Linked DNA regions of Homo sapiens: region 1 is linked to region 2. A link is an interaction called in ENCODE POLR2A ChIA-PET data of the cell type or tissue named here. Cell type or tissue: Panc1. All regions are shown on one strand. Links, peaks and the distances in the headings refer to the core of each region. The heading gives the core; the rest is flanking DNA.

The links. ChIA-PET counts read pairs that join two places held together with the same protein. Peaks named below come from ENCODE experiments on the same cell type or tissue, not always from the same donor. Only the 100,000 strongest peaks of a DNase experiment are listed, where the experiment ranks them.
Region 1: POLR2A ChIA-PET joins it to region 2 with 7 read pairs; 2 of 35 experiments call an interaction of 5 or more read pairs at or near these places.

Annotation. Positions count from the first base shown.
Region 1 is chr13:100,425,876-100,435,855 of GRCh38, reverse strand. All of the region lies in intron 20 of PCCA (propionyl-CoA carboxylase subunit alpha), which reads right to left. Among named protein-coding and RNA genes, the nearest start is that of PCCA-AS1, 50 kb to the left of the region's middle. In Panc1, for the core only: no CTCF peak of the experiment used is centred there; no DNase peak of the experiment used is centred there; H3K27ac peaks cover 2,628 bases.
Region 2 is chr13:100,244,959-100,255,585 of GRCh38, reverse strand. All of the region lies in intron 8 of PCCA (propionyl-CoA carboxylase subunit alpha), which reads right to left. Among named protein-coding and RNA genes, the nearest start is that of PCCA, 160 kb to the right of the region's middle. In Panc1, for the core only: no CTCF peak of the experiment used is centred there; no DNase peak of the experiment used is centred there.

The DNA.
Region 1 (9,980 bases), core at 4,921-9,920, 180 kb before region 2:
GCCAGACTGGTTTCAAACTCCTGACCTTAGGTGATCCACCTGCCTCGGCCTCCCAAAGTGCTGGGATTACAGGCATGAGCCACCACACCTGGCCGCCTATACTTTTGTTTTCAATAAATCCCTGTTTTTGTTCTGTTGTTGCTTCATTGTTTGCTTTGCTGGACATGTTGTCCAATTCTTTGTTCAAAACGCCAAGAACCTGGATAACTTGCAATCATGACCCTCTACCAGTGACAGTATACACCAAAATACAACTTACTTTTAAAGGAATTTAATGGGTAATATTAAACTTATGAAGTTTACCAATGAAAACCAGGAACATGAATACACGTGATCGGACTGGATGAATCGGGAGCTAATTCCTGAAGCAAAGGTAAGTTGCCTTCCCAACTACTTACTCATCTAATCAGATAAAGAAGTTAAATGCTCCTTAATATGGTTTGGATGTGTCCGCTCCAAATCTCTTGCTGAAATGTGATTCTCGACATGGCAGGTGGGGCCTGGTGGGAGGTGTTTGGATCACAGAGGTAGATCTTGGTTGTTTAAAAGAGTGGGGCACCTCCCCGTTCTCTCTCACCCTCATTCCTGCTCTTGCCCTGTGATGCTCCTCCTCCTGCTTTGCCTCCACCATGACTGAAAGCTCCCTGAGGCCTCCCTCCCCAGAAGCTGAGCAGATGCTGGCACCATACTTCCTGTACAGCTGGCAGAACCATGAGCCATTTAAACCCGTTTTCTTGATAAATTATGCAGTCTCAGGTTTTTCTTTATAGCAATATAAGAACAGATGAACGCACTACTTTTCATGGAATCACAGGGGTTCAGCAACAAAAAGAAGTAGACGCCAAGTACCCATACATCTTTAAGTCAGATGCTAGCCAAGGCTACCTGGTAGAATGTGCTAGGAAGCTGTGGGACCAGTGACTGTCCATCTCCCACCTTAAAAGAATAAAAGAGGAAAATTAATTTGAGGAGGTCGAATTCTTAAGCTTAGAATTTAAGGCTGAACTCTGCTTAAGCTACGTGAAAGCGACTTCATGAGAATCACTTATTCATGCGAATTCTTAGAGACAGACCAAGAAGAGAAGCTTGTACTTTGTTGGTTTGGTGAGGCAAGGACTTATTACTATTTCCTGTGGCCAGACGTGGATTGTGCAGGAGAAAAGCAGGCGGGGTCATTATGAGGGACCATGCCCAGTGAGAACATTCAGAGTCAACACAGTAGTTGCTCAGGAGACCAAAGGCAACTGGAAAAGACAGGAGGCATTAAGTGTTCTGCAGGTGAGAAGTTCCCCCAAATCCACATGAAAGTATCCCAGGGCTACCGGCCAGCTTTGGACATCTGCCATGCCCCAAGAGAGTGAATGCCAGGTTGCCTCTGCCCCAGAAAACCTGGTTCTTCCTGCCATGCTCTTCTCATCTTTACCCCATACTGCAAATTCTGAGAGACCCAATATAGCAGCTCTGAAGTAGAAAAGGGTATTGTTGAGGCTCAGAAAATGATACCCCAAAGAGAAGGCCTCAGAAGTAACCTCAGAACTAAGATCTCTGACCTTCTGCCTTCCTGTCTCTCACCCCTCATTCTCTCCTGAGATGAGTCACAGACATCAGAATTCCTCTCCCGCAAAGACAACTATGAAACCAGAAAGAGGACTCTAACCCCTCCCTGCCTTTCTAAGAGCTGCTCATAAAGAAATTCTCTGGCCTACCCTTCTCTACAACAGTAGCAGGTCATAAGACCGTCATCCCAGATGGGTCTTGTCCCATACCTGGGAGGAAGAAATAGTACAAGAGAGGCCAGGAAGATCTGAACATAGGCCTTGCTGGGTTCCTCTCAGCCTACTAGCATTCACTTACATTCTTTGTCCCATCAGTTTTACACGGCTGCCCATTCTTCATTAAACCTAAGCATTAAAATGGACAGCTTTCCTTGTATCTTTGGATCTCTGTTCTGAAGACTCTCATGTCACATAAAACTTTGATTAAATAAATCAGTTATACTTTTCTCTTGTTAACCTGTCTTTTGTTATAGGAGTGTCTGCCATGGACACCCTTATGATGGGGAGGAGTGGGATCACACCCTTTTGCCCCTACAATATAAAGCAAGCAAGAAGAAAGCAACATTCTCCTCTGCACTAGTAAAGGTTTCTCAGTGTGAGGTCAAACTGAGTTTAGAGAGGAGAGGTTTTACCAGTTTTGATATTACAATGAACTAGACTTTGAAACACACCCTCCTCTCCCAAATACAGTATGGCTTGTTTATTACCTGGTAGCAACATTACAGACTGTTAGAATGGTATGTGGTTTTATATATGGGAAGGAAAGAAGTTGAAATAAAGGGTTTAAAAAAAAAAACAGCTCTAAGAAACTTGCTTCTACTTGGACTGAAAAAAGTGCCACTTGTGCAGTGAACTGGTTACAGAGTAATACCAATATAGGAAGGACACATCCTAGAAGTATTCGGAATGCTTTTTCTTCAGTTACTATCTAGATAAGTCCTGCTCCACAATGAGATACCACTTCACCCCCAATAGGATGGCTATTATTAAAAAACAAAACAAAACAGAAAATAACAAGTGTTAACAAAGATGGCACGAAACTGAAATTATTGTGCACTGCTAATGGGAATGTAAAATGGTGCAGCAACTATGGAGGTTCCTCAAAAAATTAAACATACAATTACCACGTGATCCAGCAATTCCACTTCTGGGCATATGCCCAAAAGAATGGGGTACTCAAACAGATATTTGTACACCCATGCTCATGGAAGCATAATTCACAGCAGCCAAAAGGTAGAAACAACCCAAATGTCCGTTGACAGAGGAATGGATAAACAACATGTAGTATATTCACACAATGGAATATTATTCAGCCATAAAAAGGAAAGACATCCTGTCACATGCTATAACCTGGATGAACCTTGAAGACAGTATGCTAAGTGAAATAAGCCAGTCACAAAAGACAAATACTATACCATTTCATTTATAGGCGGTACCCATACCCACAGTAGTCAAATTCATAGAAACAGAAAGTGGTTTCTATGCATGGAAACATAGGTTTCTCTCAAACTCAACCCCCTTTTTCTCTACACTGCTTGCACCCTAGTGGAGGATGAAGGCAGTAATAGGATTGTCTTCTAAATGAACTCCATCTCCACTTCACCCTTCAATCCCTTAACCCCTCCTCTATTATGAGGACACATTAATATTCTACAATGGCATTTTGATGGACGTTACTGTACTCTGCAAAAAGTTGTAATATCTCCACTGCTGACTGAAAAGCATAGATTCTTCAGGCTCTCATTCACTATCTGGTCCTCCAACCTATTTTTCCATGTTTAGCTCTCATTACTTCCCTAAATGAATACTTCCCAATTTGCCTGTTGATTCACAAACACGTTTTTCTAAGGTGTATCTCAAATATCATCTGATGCCCTTGGCTAAGGGTTTCCAGAAGATTAACAAAAAATAAAAGAGTGCAACTGACTGAGAGCTCACAGAAGCAAATATACTGAGGATCGTATTAAGCGAAAAATCATCTTTTTATTTACAATTAATTGAGAATCACAGAAACCGCTTTTAAAGAATTTCGGGGTTGGAAAGGTGAGGTGGTGGCAAGGTAGTAAGGGAAGAGAAGCACGACTATCATTAAATTGTGCTGGCATAACGAGTTATCTGTTTGTTTGTTTATTTATTTATTTATTTATTTATTTTTGAGATGGAGTCTTGCTTTGTTGCCCAGGCTGGAGTGCAGGGGTCCAGCCTCTTGAGCAGCTGGGACTGCAGGTGTGCACCACCATCCCCGGTTAATATTTTGTATTTTCAGTAAAGACAGGGTTTCACCATGTTACAGGTCAGACTGGTCTGGTATCAAACGCCTTACCTCAGGTGATCCACCCGCCTCGGCCTCCCAAAGTGCTGGGATTACAGGCTTAAGCCACCACACCCGGCCTGGTATCTGTATTTTATTTTATTTATTATTATTATTTTTTTTGAGATGGAGTCTCACTCTGTCACCCAGGCTGGAGTGCAGTGGCGCGATCTCAGCTCACTGCAAGTTCTGCCTCCTGGGTTCACACCATTCTCCTGCCTCAGCCTCCCACGCAGCTGGGACTACAGGCGCCCGCCACCACACCCAGCTAATTTTTTGTATTTTTAGTGGAGATGGGGTTTCACTGTGTTAGCCAGGATGGTCTCGATCTCCTGACCTCGTGATCCACCCACCTCGGCCTCTCAAAGTGCTGGGATTACAGGCGTGAGCCACTCATACCGTGTACAAAAATCAATCCCATGAGGATTAAGTAGTTAACTTTGAAAAGCACAATTTAAAAAGGTTTAAAAGAAAATATAGGTATCTTTGTGAGCTTAGGAGTAGAACAAGATTATCTACACAAACGCAAAACACACAAACCATAAAGGAAAATATTGAAAATTCTGACATTAAATCTTGCCTTAAAACTTAACTTGGATAACTTAAAACAATAAAAACAGAAGCTACTTTATCAACACATACGACAAAAAGGAGCCATAACGCAGGAAGAACTTTTATGAGTCAATAAGAAAAAGATAATCCAATTTAAAAAGTGGGCAAAAGTCATGAGCAGATATTTTACAGAAGAGAAAACAAGAGAGCCAATAAATATATATTTTCAATGTTCATTGTCATACTAATCAGGGAAGTATACATTAAAACCATAATGAGATGCCATCTAAACCCACCAGTCAGGAAAAACCTAAGTAGTCTGGGAAGGCCAAGGGTTCACCAGGATGTGAAAAAAAATGTTAAGGGCACAGATTCCTTGGTTCAAATTCTGGCACTCCCATTTACTACCAGATGGGAAAGCAATTTAGCCTCTACAAGCTTCTGTTTTCCCAAATACAAAATGAGGGATAACACTAGTACGTACTTTATTGGGTTTTTGGGGGCATTCATACATACAAAGTGCTTAGAACAGTCAGTGCCGGGCATAATAAGTACAGAATAAGGTTAGTTCATTGTTCTCATTGTGACTATCATCTTCACTACTGATGGGCACATAAGCTGGTACAGCCACACAGAGAAACCCACCTGGCCTTGCCATGCAGGAATGAGAAAGCACAGGCCCCACAGCATGGCTGTTATACCGGCACATGACCTGGAGAACCTCCTATGTCAAGAGGAAACAGGAAGTAGGGTGTTCATACAAGCATCACTGTGACAACAAAATAAGGAAAATAACACAGATGTCTATTTAGAGGAGAATAAGTAATTGGTGGTAATATTAATATGATGTATGGAAGTAGATAAACTGCAGCTATAGGCAGCAACATGGGCCAGGCTCACAAACATCATGCTGGTGGGGAGAAGACAACTCCTGGAGGAACACAGAGAGGATGGGGGCAATTACAAGGTTCAAAAACAAGAGCAGCTCAACAAGATACTGCTCACAGTGTTGGTGTATTCATAAATATCCCTAAAGAAAAGCAAGGTAGTGATCAATTTAAAACTCATAATGGTGTTCTTCAGGGACACTGGAAAGGAGGATTTAATCAAGGAAGAATGATACAAATAGCACTGATAATGTTTTGGTTTTTTGTTTGTTTGTTTGTTTTTGAGACGGAGTTTCACTCTTGTTGCCCAGGCTGGAGTGCAATGGCGCGATCTCAGCTCACCACAACCCGGGTTCAAGGGATTCTCCTGCCTCAGCCTCCTGAGTAGCTGGGATTACAGGCATGCGCCACCATGCCTGGCTAATTTTGTATTTTTAGTAGAGACGGGGTTTCTCCACGTTGGTCAGGCTGGTCTCGAACTCCGAACCTCAGGTGATCTGCCTGCTTCGGCCTCCCAAAGGCTAGGATTACAGGCGTGAGCCACAGTGACCAGCCTGTTTTCTTTTTTTTAATCTAGATAGTGGGTAAACAGGTTTTCATTGGGTCATTCTTTAGCTTTTATATAGATATAATAAATATTTTTGGCTGGGTGTGATGGCTCACACCTGTAATCCCAGCACTTTAGGAGGCTGAGGCAGGTGGATGACCTGAGGTCAGGAGTTCGAGACCAGCCTGGCCAACATGGCGAAACCTCATCTCTACTAAAAATACAAAAATTAGCGAGGCATGGTAGTGCGTGTCTGTAATCCCAGCTACTCCAGAGGCTGAGGCAAGAGAATCGCTTGAACCCGAAAGACAGAGGTTGCAGTGAGCCAAGATCGTACCACTGCACTCCAGCCTGGGCAACAGAGGGAGGCTGTGTCTCAAAATAATAATAATACATATTATTTTATATTAAATGAGGTTTAATAATAAAATTTAATGATACAAGTTAATGATAAATAGTAATATTTAATACTATTTAAGAATATAAAGTTTATATGTATGCTCAAAAATCCAGAGAAAAAAGAATTGTAGTTATTACTTTAAAGTACCTACAGTTACTATAGTAATCAATTACTACAGTAATCAATTTCAAGTGATTACTGTAAAATCACTTGAAAAATGCCTTTGGTAATATTCATCCCTTATTTCTCAGAATAAACAATTGCAAAGAGACACACAAACACTTATAATTGCATTTCGTAGCTATCTGCTTGGAGGTGTTAAGCTGGAACTCTTGGAGCAATGCAGCCCAGGAAGCAAGCAGAGAGAGAAAAGGGGGAGTCAGGAATAGAATTTGGAGGTTTGCCCATGCTAACAGTGGTCAGAAGAGAAATCAGCAGATGACTGTAAAGCCACCAGTTCTTTCTCCTGTCACGCTTGCAGATCCCTTCTGCACACAGTGCCCTCATCCCCACAGCTGCTGAGACTTCTTACCTCCGAATCCCTAACATCTGCTGACTTCTCTCTTTGCCTCCAATCTTCACCTCATGCTTCTTCAAGCCACTCTCCACAAAGCAGCCAAAAACCAAAAAAACCTCGTAAGCTACAATTCTGTTCAATCATCACTTCCTTACTGAAAGCTCTTCCACGGGTCCCTACTGACCTAGGGATAAAGTAGAGCCTCTCCTATGTCCTTAATAAGGCTCATGTGACTCGGTTCCTACCCACCTTGCTGGGGCACACCACTCCTCAGCTCATTCTCTGACTACAAAGGTTTAAAGCAGAGGGTGTCCAAATGTGGCCCAGACCAGCAGCATTACCTGGGGGCTTGCCAGAAATGCAGACCTAGCCCAGACCTGCTAAATCAGAGTAAGCTATGGGTGGGTCCAACAACTTGAGTTTCCACAAGGCTTCTAGTTGATTCTGAAGCATATTAAAGTTTAAGCATCTCTGGTTTAAAGCATGAATGACAGGTAATTATAATTTGAAGAAGAATGTGATAGGAAAAATCGCAAAGTACTATAGCATAGTGGGGGAAAGCACACATGACTGCCACGGACCAAGTTTTTGCTCTGCTTCTTCCTAGCTTTGTGATGCCCAGGAAGTTACATAGCTTGCCTCAGCATCCTGCAATGCTTGATGGCAAGGATCCTACCTACAGCAAGACTGCTCGGATTTAAATCATGGATCTAGGCTGAGGGTGTGGGGGGGGTGGGGGTGGGGGTGGGGGGTAGGGGGGGTCGGGGAGGAGGCAGGGTTGCTTGAGCCCAGGAGTTCCAAACCAGCCTGGGCAACATAGTGAGGCCTCATCTCTACAAAATAAACAAAATTAGCTGGGTGTGGTGGCAGGCACACCTGTAGTCCCAGCTACCTGGGGGGCTCAGGTGGGAGGATCGCTGGAGCCTGGGAGGTCAAAGCTGCGGTGAACCCAGATTGTGCCATTGCACTCTAGCCTAGGTGACAGAGCGAGATCCTGTCTCATTTAAAAAGAAAAAAAAAAAATCATGGCTTTACCTCTTACTAGCTGGTGACCTTGAGTAAGTCACTTACTTTTCTCTGAGCCTCAGTTGTCTCATTTATAAAACTATAAATAGCACCTACTTCATACAATTGTGAAGATCAAAGAAGTTCATATCTGTACTATGCTTAAAACTACACCTGATAACACAGTAAGCACTGTGTGTTATTTATTATTACTACAATTGTTATTATCTTCATAGGGGCCACATTACATTTTTGGAAAGAGTCGATATAATGCTAATGCCTACAGAAAGTAAATAAAATCCATCCCCTTTCACAAGGAAAAACTCTCCTTACCTTTTTTTTTTTTTTAGGTAAACGACTGTTTTTCCTAGTACACCATTTACCTCTCTGAGTTTATTTCCTTCCAATTAGAGAGTACTTAACTTGATGCAACGACCTCTTCCTAAGAGTCAAGGGATCTCTCTTTAAGGGGTCACTTATTTCAGACACATTAATTCTTTTAGTAGCAAAGTACTTACAGGATTAAAAAGGGATTTACCGAACATGATCCCTACACTAGGGAAAATATTTTTGATTATTCTACATATGTATCCCTATTAATCTAGCTATAAATTCTACATGTAAAAGTGCCATCAAGACAACTATCTGCGCACTCACTGAAAAGGATGATGAAAGTAACACAATACAAAAAATTTGCATAATAGGAGTTTGTACCTCTTTCTTCTGACTACTGAGAGTTAACACTATGTCCCTCTGACAAACACTTGAGCCATAACATATTCGATGCACTGTACAGTCTATCGAACATAAACCAGTATAACAAAACCACAGTTTTTTGTTTGTTTGTTTTGTTTGTTTGTTTTGGAGACAGAGTCTTGTTCTGTTGCCCAGGCTGCAGTGCAATGGCGTGATCCTGGCTCACTGCAACCTCTGCTTCCCAGATTCAAGTGATTCTCCTGCCCTGGCCTCCCAAGTAGCTAGGAATACAGGCGCCCGCCACCACACCCGGCTAATTTTTGTATTTGTAGTGGAGACAGGGTTTCACTGTCTTTGGCCAGGCTGGTCTGGAACGCTTCACCTCAGGTGATCCGCCTGCCTTGGCCTCCCAAAGTGCTGGGATTACAGGCGTGAGCCACCGTGCCCAGACACCACAGTTTTTAAAGACATAATAATACATGGATCTAAGTAATGTGAAATTATGTAGTGATATTTTTTTCAAGAGTCTTAAACTATTTCAACTCATAATTTATACTGATATAATATTATATAAAGTTATATAATATGAGTTAAGTTATAAAATATGAGAAAAGACAGGAGTTAGAAAATTAAAAAAATGAGAAAAAATATACTGGGACAAGTCACAAAACCAAAGTCAAAATATAGGGCTTATTACCAAGAGTTCAAGGTTACTTGGAACCATAGAGATAATATATCAATTGAAACTGACTTAGAAATCAGTTCAGTCATCACATAGTTTTTGTGGATTCTGATGTCCACTATCCCGGTCTCTCATAGAGGTAGATAAGAATCAGGTATGGAGTAAGTAGTCTTAATCTGTGATTATCCTGATTTCTCAAGGTTTTTAAAACCAGTTTCCTGTGTAAAATCAAGTTAAGATGATTTTCATAAAAAAGAACAAAGAATGAGCATTTAATGCTATGGGTGGGGCTAGATTTTTATTAGCCTGTGATAGCCACATGTTCCATGATTTTTTTTTTTTTCCTAAAACGCTAAACCTCAAATATGAGGTAAGGTGAAGAATTTTGGCAGAATCTCTTTTCATAACTTTCTACTTTAAAATGGAAGTCACAGGTTACAAAAAATGTTCTATCGACTCTGGGTTCCAAGGCATCTCCTCAAGGCAGGACATTTTATATTGAGGCGAAAAGAAAGATTAATAAGTTAAGATTACTAAATTTTTAAAGGACATCAGTGAGCTGTGGAAAGTCAACCTGAATAACACAAGTTTTACTAGCCTAACACTACGTAATTTCAACTGCACAGAAAAGAAAGGTAACAAAGTAAGTTGTATTTTACAACTAAAAACCCACAGAGGAAAAAAAAAAACAGCTAATCTAGCATTTTTAGAAAAGCCTGCAGAATTCCTTGTTTACAACAAAGTACAATACATGAACCTTCTTGGATTGTCTGAAAAAAGAAAACATTAAATGCTCAGGTTAAAACTTAAGATCCTCTAAAATAAGA
Region 2 (10,627 bases), core at 3,810-8,809:
CCTCTCAAAAAAATATTTTATCAATGCATCATCACAAACCATTTATCCATGTAACAGGAAGCCACAAGAGCTGAGAGACAGCCCACATCTCCACTACATTCAGTTCCCTCTGACGATTAGGAAATTTGCAGTTTTTCTGGTTCCAGTACTAATCGCATTTTAGTCATTTACTAAGGACCCTGGACTATACAGTGATTTGTGAATTTCAAAATATGACATGGAAATCATTCTTGCTCACAAGGAACAAGCTGGGGAAACAAGATACATAAAACAATTTATCAACAAAAAATTATCAGATGCTCAGAAAAGGTGGGAAGTCATTAGAGAATAGGACAATATATAATAAGGCATTGTGGTCTCCCAGTGCTGCTGGCATCACAGCATTAGACCTGTGAATACATGTAACCCAGGAAGGCAAGATTCCCTGACCAAAATCTCACAAGCCAAACAGAAAAATGTTGGGAGGAAGGAAGAAACTGATGCAAGTTAGACTAGCTTTTTTGTTTTTGGTCTCGCTCTGTCACCCAGGCTAGAGTGCAGAGTGTGATCTTGGCTCACTGCAGCCTTGACCTCTTAGACTCAAGCAACCCTCCCACCTCAGCCTCCTCAGTAACTGGGACAACAGGTGCACCCCAACACACCCAGCTAATTTTCTTTTTTTTTTTTTTAAAGATGGGGGTCTCATTATATTGCCCACATTGGTCTGGAACTCCTGGCCTTAAGCAATCCTCCCGCTTTGGCCTCCCAAAGTGCTGGGATTACAGGCATAAGCCACTGAACCTGGCTGATACTAACTCTTAATTTAACCATTGAGCTATATTCTGAAATAATGTAACAGTAAGGTTTTCTACTCAACTTCTTATGCCAAATCGATTTCAGGCAGTACATATGCTGTCACCACACCATGGAGAAACAATACTTAGAAATCTGAAGAGGAGGGAAAAGAATAATCCACACAGATAATGTTAAATAATATCCAACAGTTCAGTCCCTCATCCCTACTTTCTTGTGTCCCTGCCACTCTAATTAAGATAAGTAAATGGGAAGTGGAAGGAAAAAAATATTTAGTCAAAAGTTGGCATTCCTGGAAAAATCAGAAATGATCAAGTTGATGGTACTTGTTACCCCTCACCTCATCTGGACATGAAATTTCCACTAATGTTCTCTCACATTTTCTCATCCACTGGAGCACTTACTTCTGTGCTTGACTCTTGTCTATACTGTATTTGTTTAATTTTGTATTCTTCAGCTGACATATGTTTGAAACAGAATGATAAGCGTTGGCTCTGTGTCCCCACCCAAATCTCATCTTGAAATGTAATAATCCCCATGTGCTGTGGGAGGGACCTGGCGGGAGGTGACTGAATCATGAGGGCGGTTTTCCCCACACTGTCCTCGTGATAGTGAGTGAGTTCTCATGAGATCTGATGGTTTCGTAAGTGTCTGGTATTTCCCCTGCTGGCACTCATTCTCTTCTTGCCTGGTGCCATGTTAAGACATGACTTTGCTCTTAATTCACCGTCCACCATGATCGTGAGGCCTCCCCAGCCATGTGTAACTGTGAGCCCATTAAACCTCTTTTTCTTTATACACTACCCAGTCTCAGGTATGTATTTATTAGCAGTGTGAGAATGGACTAATACACAGAGCATAACAAAATACAAATTCTACTCGTAAAAGGAGGTGAAAGTCCTAGTAGAAGAGACTGCTTTAAAAAAAAAAAAAAAAAAATCAGGCTCTAGTGCCCTTCCCAAGTTTTTCCTCACCTTCCAGGTCCTCTCATGGGATGCTTACTGCTACTACCTTACCTCACCCCAGACACAGAAGTGACTCCCCTACTGACACTGAACCTCCAACACAGAGACAGTCTCCACTCCTTATTCTCTTCTGCACAATAAAAGAGGCACTAATGCTTCCGAAAAGAAATCTACTAATACTATATGACAAAATATACGAAGAAAATACAGAAACTTAGGTTAGCAAAGTACTACAAAGTTTCCATTGCTACTTTTCTGGACTCAGTTTTCAAGGGCAGGTTTAAGTGCAGGACAGGACATCTTCTCTGGGTCCCTCACCTCCCAGCTACCAGTGCGTCTTACTTTCTACCACAAAGCAAGCAGCCTTCTTTCTAACTCTACTATCAAATTTGTATTCATCAGTTTAAAAAATGTTTACTGAATATACACTATAAGCCTTATCTGGCTCTCTGCAGGCTACAAAGGCCAACGATTCAGAAAACTCCCTGCTATCTAGCAGACAATGATATACAAACATACATGCATCTAAATATATGTCTGAGTCGGGTGGAGTGGCTCACACCTCTAATCCCGGCTACTTGGGAGGCTGAGCTGGGGGGACAGCTTGGGCCCAGGAGGTCAAGGCTGCAGTATTTCTTTATGTATATACACATATTAATATAAATAAATAAGTGCATGTATGTCTTATACACAATGTAAGATAGTGATGACTGCTATAACACGGAGGGAATAAATGTAACTGAGAGTGACAGGGTTACTGCTCCTTGAAAATGCTTCTCTGAGAAAACTAGTATTTAAACTGAGAACCTAATGACAAGATAGAGCGAGCACTCTGAAAATCAGTGAGGGGGGATGAGTCCAGACAGAAGGAACAAGTTGGAAGGTGTGATACAGGAAAGGGAAGTACCTAATACAGCATTTTAAAAGATCACTTTGGCTGCTGTGCAATGAATGAATGGTGAAAGGGCAAAGGTAGAAACAAGGAGCTGATGAGGAAGCCTTTGCAGCAGTCCAGCTAGCAACAGAGATAGAGAGAAAGACAAAGACTAGAGTTAGCGACAGTTTGGATGTGGAAGATAAGGGGATGAATGAAGGAAGATTCTAGGAGCTTAGGAGATTTTCCATTTAGTTATGGATTCCAAGTTAAAAAGAATTATCTTTTTTGACCAACTGATAATGTCACATTTACCTACTCAAGACACAATAAATAACCTTACTTTTCAAGCAAAACCCAAGCCACACATGGTAGCACAACCTGGTAACTTAAAAGCTGATAAAATGACACCCTATTGATGCAACAGTGGTACGCTGTATAATAAAGAATCTTATGTGGTTTTCTCACCTACAATTTCTTGAATTAAAATTTCATAGAATATACTAATGGGAAAGGAAAAATAAAAAGAAGGGAAAAGAAAAGTATTTCTTAGAAAATGTCTTATTCCTAATCCAGCGGTACTAATCAGAAATCTCTCATGAATCAAGGAGATGTGATGGGGAATGGGGATCTTCTTTAAATAACCAATTGCAAAACACCTATAATTAACTACAAGGCCTTTGTTTCCTCAAGGAAAGGTCCAAGGTAAAAAGAAAACAAAAGATATTTCAGGAAGTTGAACAGTCCTCTAGATGGATAGAATAGGCCCTGATATGGGTAATAGGACCTCAGAAGAGAAAAGACACCCCACTCCGAGAAAGAACTAGGACAGAAAGGAAGGAAATCCCCAGATGAAAGTTGCTCATGAGAATTACATAGATAGTACGCATTGCTTTGTTTCGTTTCTTTGTGCTCCTCTAATGTAAAGTAGTTCACTTGCCTTTTGAACCCCCTCAGCCTCCCCAGAAGGGAAAGTGTGGGTTTGTGTTTGTTGTTTTGTGCTGATGGCGGGGGGAGTTCTTCATGACCATGATATTTCTGAAGAACCCAGGGTGGTTGTTTGATAGAATATTCCACAATTTGAATATACCTGATTATTCACTCATTAAATTCAAGATGTTTAACAAATCTTAAATACAACATAGTTGATATTGTATCCTCGAGTTCTTCCATCGCATCAAAAGTAAAATAAAAAGTCAATTTATCCCAAACTGATAAAGCTTGATTACTTAAGATGGCATCCATTAAATTTCCTCACAGAAAGTATGCCATTTTTTCTTAGCAAATAATCTGTAGATTGATACTTTGAAACTGTGATGATCCTATATCCAAACAATTTTCACCCATTATTAAAAATGAACTTTAATGATTCTTGCTTTAGTCAATATCTACATTGTTCACTGCACAATGATTAAAAAAACATAAAGACAAAGATCTTTGCCTGTCTTCTTTGTTGTTTCTGCAGTGGCTGAAACTGCCTAAAGAATAACATGCAAAGTAAGAGTTACTAAGTAAATCTATTAGTTAATCTGAGCAGCTGTAAGTCATTATTTTTACTGCTGTAATCTATGTCACCTACAAACATACTGCAGCATTATCCATTCCACTGTGAATGAACATTCAGACTGTAACCTGTTCTATTTATATAACAATGGTCCTTTGAATATTTTTGTACTTGTTGTCTGGAACTTTGTATATGAGCTTCCTGGATCTATGTGTAAGAGCACAACTGCTGGATAGTATGAAACTCTTATAAATTCTTTATTTAAAAAGATCAAATCTATTCACTTTTCTTTATCTCAGTTATCATAATACTTAATCATAATACTTACACAAACTACCAGCAGTCCAGGACTCTTGTACTGGCCTACTAGCAGAACTCCCCACTACTACAGTTGCCCCCATCCAAGCCACATAGTGGTCAGTGAAATTTTCTTAAGGTATATATACTATTATATCTCTCTCCTGCCTACATCTTTCATGGGTTTACATTATACTACGAAAAAACCATAGACGTATAATGAAATAGAAATTATGAACCAAAGGACAGGAAGTGTGACGGGTAGAGAGACAGCATAATACAAGCTTGTTTAATCAGAACACGAGAAAGGACTATGCTAGACTTGCCCTAAGAAAACTTTTTTAAAGCCTAAAAGGCCTTAACCTAAACAAAATTAATGTACCTGCCAGACTAAACATCTATACCTTTTAAATAAAGGTAACAAAATCCAAACACACAATGTAACATTTACAATGTCTAGAATCCAATCAACAATTAAGAGATAGGTAAAGATGCAAAATGTGATTCATATCAGAAGGAAAATAGCTGACAGAAAGAAACCCAGAAATGAAGACTCTTAAAACAGTTGTTACAAATACTATTATAAGTTACAGCTATTACAAACAGGTAAAATGATTTGGAGAAAAAAATAAACATGATGAGATAAATAAGAAAAAAGCAAACATTTTAAAATTAAGTTTTTAGATATTAAAATGACTAAAAAATCCAATAATATATAAAAAGAATTATATACCATGACCAAATGGGATTTAATCCTGGTATGCAAAGCTGATTCAACATCCAAAAATCAATTAATGTAATCCATCACATTAACAGGCTAAAGAAGAAAAATCCTATGATCATATAAATAGATGCAGAAAAAGCATTTAACAAAAATCAACAATCACTGAGTTTAGCAAACTAGGAATAAAGAGAAATTTCTTGTACTTGATAAAGAATATACACAAAAAGCCTACAGTTAACATTACACTTAATGACAAGAAACTGGATGCCTTCTCCCAAAAATCAGGAAAAATACAAGAATGTCCCCTCTTACAACTCTTATTCAACATCTGACTGCAGATTCCAGCTTATGAAGTATGTTAAGAAAAGGAAATAAAGAGTAAACAGACTGGAAAGGAATAAATAGAACTGTCTTCACTAGTGGATAAGATGACTGTCTATGAAGGAATTCCAAAAAAATCAGCAATAACAACAAAATTCTTGGAACTGATAAGCAATTATAGTAAGGTTACAGAATACAAATTAATATACAAAAGATTATCACATTCCTATATACCAGCAGTGAACAACTGGAATTTGAAATTAAAATAGTGACATTTACATTAGCACTAAAGAAATAAAATAGGCATGAATCTTAAAATACATACAGTGTATCTATGAGGAAAACTACAAAACTCTGACGAAAGAAATGGATGAAAATCTAAATGTAGAGATAATCAATGTACATGGATAGGAAGATTCAATATTGTTAAGATATCAATCCTCCTCAACGTGATCTATAGGTTGAACACAATTAAAATCAAAGTCCTAGCAATTTATTTTGTAGATATCCACAAACTGATTCTAAAGTTTATATGGAAAGGAAAAGACCCAGAATAGGCATCACAATATTGAAGAAAAAGAACAAATTCAAAAGACTAACAATACCCAACTTCAAGACTTACTATAAAGCTACAGACATCAAGACAGTATGGTATTGTCTAAGACAGACAAATTACTCAAGAGCCCAGAAGTAGACCCACACAAATACAGTCAACTGAACTATGACAAAGAAGCAATGGCAATTAAATGCAGATAGTCTTTCCAAACAAAGGGTACTGGAATAACTGGATATTCATTATGCAAGAAAATTAATCTTGCCACAATCCTTATACCTTTCACAAAAATTAACTCAAAATGGATCTCAGACCTAAATATACATTGCAGAACTATAAAATTTCTAGAGAAAAAATAGAAGAACATCTAGGTGACTTTGGTTTAGCAATGAGTTTTTACATATAACACCAAAAGCACAAACCATTAAAAATTGGCACATTTAACTTCATTAAAATAAAAATTTCTGCAGCCCAAATAACATTCTTAAAAGAATAAAGACACAGCCGGGCATGGTGGCTGATGCCTGTAATCCCAGCACTTTGGGAGGCCGAGGTGGGCAGATCACCTGAGGTCAGGGGTTCGAGACCAGCCTGGCCAACATGGCAAAACCCCATCTCTACTACAAGTACAAAAAAAAAAAATTAGCCAGGCGTGGTGGCGGGTGCCCATAATCCCAGCTACTCAGGAGGCTGAGGCAGGAGGATCACTTGAACCCGGGAGGCGGAGGTTGCAGTGAGCCAAGCTCGCGCCACTGCACTCCAGCCTGGGCAACAAGAGTGAGACTCCATCTCAAAAAAAAAGAATAAAGACATAAGTTCTAGACTGGGAGAAAATATTTACAAAACCCATACCTAAGAAAGAACTTGTATCCAAAATACACAGAGCTCTTAAAACTCAACCAGGAAACAAACCACCCAATTGAAAAATTAACAAAAGATTTGAAGAGACATCTCAATAAAAAAGAAACACAGATAGCAAATAATAGCATGAAAAGATGCTCAATATTATATGTCATGAGGGAACTGCAAACTGAAACTATGAGATACTACTATGTGCCTATTAGAATGGCTAAAATCCAAAACACTGACAACACTAAATGTTGCCAAAGATGAAGGACACCTGAAGGAATGTCTCCAAGTTGAAATTTCTATAGCAAGCACTGAAACAATAGAAATAGAGTATAAAATTTCCAACATAGTGGAGGGAGGAATGGGAAGGGGACATAAAATAAGAACAAGAGACATTTTTTTTAAAGTCGTCATCAAAAAGAAGCCAAGAAAGAAAACAGAATCCAAAGAATGGAACAAACAAAACCCCCAAAAAGTAGATTATATAAATAAATCAAAATATAATTTTAAATACAATAAATATAAATGGACTAAACTCTCCAGCTAAAAGACAAGCTCCAGCAGGCTGAATAGAAAAACAATAAAATAAAAATCCAGTCCAAATTTAGATGTGCACTTACAAGAGACACACCTAAAACAACAGTTCACTGGCAGATGAAAAAGATAAAGAATGATACAAGGATAAAACAAAAATAAGCTTGTTTAGGAATATTAATATCATAATTAGACTTGAAAACAAAAATTGGTCATTATGTTTTGATAGCCAAGGAAACACGATACACTGTAATACACCTATTATCTAAACAGGGACAAAACCTAACGAGCAAGGAAAAATTGGAAAATCACTTTTTCAAATATAGGTCCATCAGATATCCAAAAACATCACAAAAAGGCTGGATGTGGTGACTCATGCCTATAATCCCAGCACTTTGGGAGGCCGAGGTGGGCGGATTACTTAAGGTTAGGAGTCCGAGACCAGCCTGGCCAACATGGTGAAACCTCATCTCTACTAAAAATACAAAAAAATTAGCCAGGTGTGGTGGCAGGCACCTGTAGTCACAGCTACTCGGGAGGCTGAGGCAGGAGAATTGCTTGAACCCGGGAGGCAGAGGTTGCAGTGAGCCCAGATTGTGCCAATGCACTCCAGCCTAGGTGACAGAGCGAGACTTTGTCTCAAAAAAAAAAAAAAAAGGCCGGGCACGGTGGCTCACACCTGTAATCCCAGCACTTTGGGAGGCAGAGGCGGGCAGATCATGAGCTCAGGAGATCAAGACCATCCTGGCTAATATGGTGAAACCTCGTCTCTACTGAAAATACAAAAAATTAGCCGGGCGTGGAGGCAGGCACCTGTAGTCCCAACTACTTGGGAGGCTGAGGCAAGAGAACGGTGTGAACCTGGGAGGGGAGCTTGCAGTGAGCCGAGATCATGCCACTGTACTCCCGTCTGGGCGACAGAGTGAGACTCTGTCTCAAAAAAAAAAAAAAAAAAAACCCACACAGGCTGGGCGCAGTGGCTTATGCCTGTAATCTCAGCACTTTGGGAGGCCAAGGTGGGCGGATGACCCGAGGTCAGGAGTTCGAGACCAGCCTGGCCAACATGGTGAAACCCCATCTCTACTAAACTATAAAACTTGGTCGGGCATGGTGGTGGGTGCCTGTAATCCCAGCTACTCAGGAGGCTGAGACAGGAGAATCACTTGAACCCGGGAGGCGGAGGTTGCATTGAGCCAAGATCGCACCATTGCACTCTAGCCTGGGTGACAGAGTGAGACTCCATTGTCTTAATTAAAAAAAAAAAAAAAAACTCACTAGAAGTTTTGAATATCCCAATAGGTAGGTTTGACCTCTTGAGTTTTCTATAAGACATTGCATATAATAATTTGAGAATATACACTCTTTTCAGGAACATACAGAATATGTATCAGAGTGACTTATTCCTTAGCCATAAAGCAATTTTCATCAAATCTGAAAGATTTTTAAATGAAAAACATGATACTCTCTGACCACAAAGCAATTAAGTTAGAAATCAATAATAATAAAAAACTATTTTTTTTTCAGTTATTTAGAAATATATCACTAGGCTTGGCATGGTGGCTCACACTTGTAATTCTAGCACTTTGGGAGGCCAAAGCAGGAGGATCAGTAGAGCCCAGGAATTTGAGACCAGCCTGGGCAACATGGCAAAACCCTGTCTCTACAAAAAATACAAAAACAACAACAACAACAAAAATTAGCCAAAAGTGGTGGCATGTGCCTGTAGTCCCAGCTACTCCAGTGGCTGAGGTGGGAGGATCGCTTGAGCCTAGGAGGTTGAGGCTACAGTGAGCCGTGATCACACCACTGCACTCCAGCCTCAATGACAGAGCAAGACTCTATCTCAAAAAATTAAAGAATTAAAATACATCACCAAATAACATATGAGTCAAAATCATAGCAGAAATCTGAAATTACTTAGAAATGAACAATCATGAAAAATATATCTCAAAGTTATTAAGTACAGTTTTCTGCCCAGATCCCTAGTTCAGGACATTGCCCCAACTGTTGTAAGTATTGTCAACCAAAAGCTGACTTGTCCTCGGCTTTCTGCCTAAGGTCATGCCCCTTCCTAGGGGCAGCCCACACCCCCTAGATAGTTGATACAGGTGTATAAAGGCTGAATCCTCTTGCCCGAACTTGGAACAACTAAAAAAGACCAACAAATATTCACAGCTCTCTAAATTATTAGCTGATGGCTTTGTTGAGAGAGAATCAATTCAACTTTTCCCTTGGCTCAGTTTCCTTCATTCCCCCTCAGGTATTGGTCCCAAAATTATTTCCCCCAATAAGCTTCCAGAGTCTACCTCCAAGGGATTACAAGCTATGATAAGAGGAGTACATTTCAAAAGCTGTTACAGTGATGTAGGCAAGGGATGACACTACCTTAAACAAAGAGAATAGCAACAGAAATGCAGAGAAGTAGATAAATTCAAGAAATATTTAGGAGATGGTGGTGACAATCTGCAAATTTCAAAGCCACACAATGAGATATAATAGTAAACACCTTGTCATGAAGAATGTCTTATTGATGATTACCAAAACTGAGGCTTTTCTGTGTCCTGCCTCTGTAATCTATGACATTGCAGATGGTGGAAACTCCATCAGCCTTAGCCACTGAATAAGGATAGCATAGAACAAAATGCCTCCTTCTCACCCTACAACCTGACGAATGAGAATTGAACACACAGAATGAAGAAAAACTAAATCTGTGTTGTTTAAAGTGACAGGAGAGGGGCTGTAAAAATGTGGTATAGTCGAGGTCTGGTGAACTAATGACAACTCCACAAACTCCAATTAAATTTAGCATATTACTAGAGTTTTCCAAGGAATCTAGTTCAGAATCTACTGGGAAATTTGGCTGCCATGCACCATGTGACTAACACTGAAAAATTCCTGCTGTAGATACAAACAAGGAAACAGTTTAAATTCAAACAAATTGGGGAAATACACTCTACTATCAATGCATTACTCATTTTTTATTTGATCATAATTTTCCACTGATTTTATTGCTCTCTTTAAATCACAAAATAGTTATATTTAGTTTCATCATTATCAGTTTAGTTTTGGAGTATCATTCGAGTTGGCAGACCTCAGACTGAGGTGATGCACATTTGCATCAATACTATTTGGGGTCTGTAATTATCCAGTAACTAGTAAACATATATATGTTGGAGTCTATGATTTATCCACATCTCTACTACTGCGCACACAC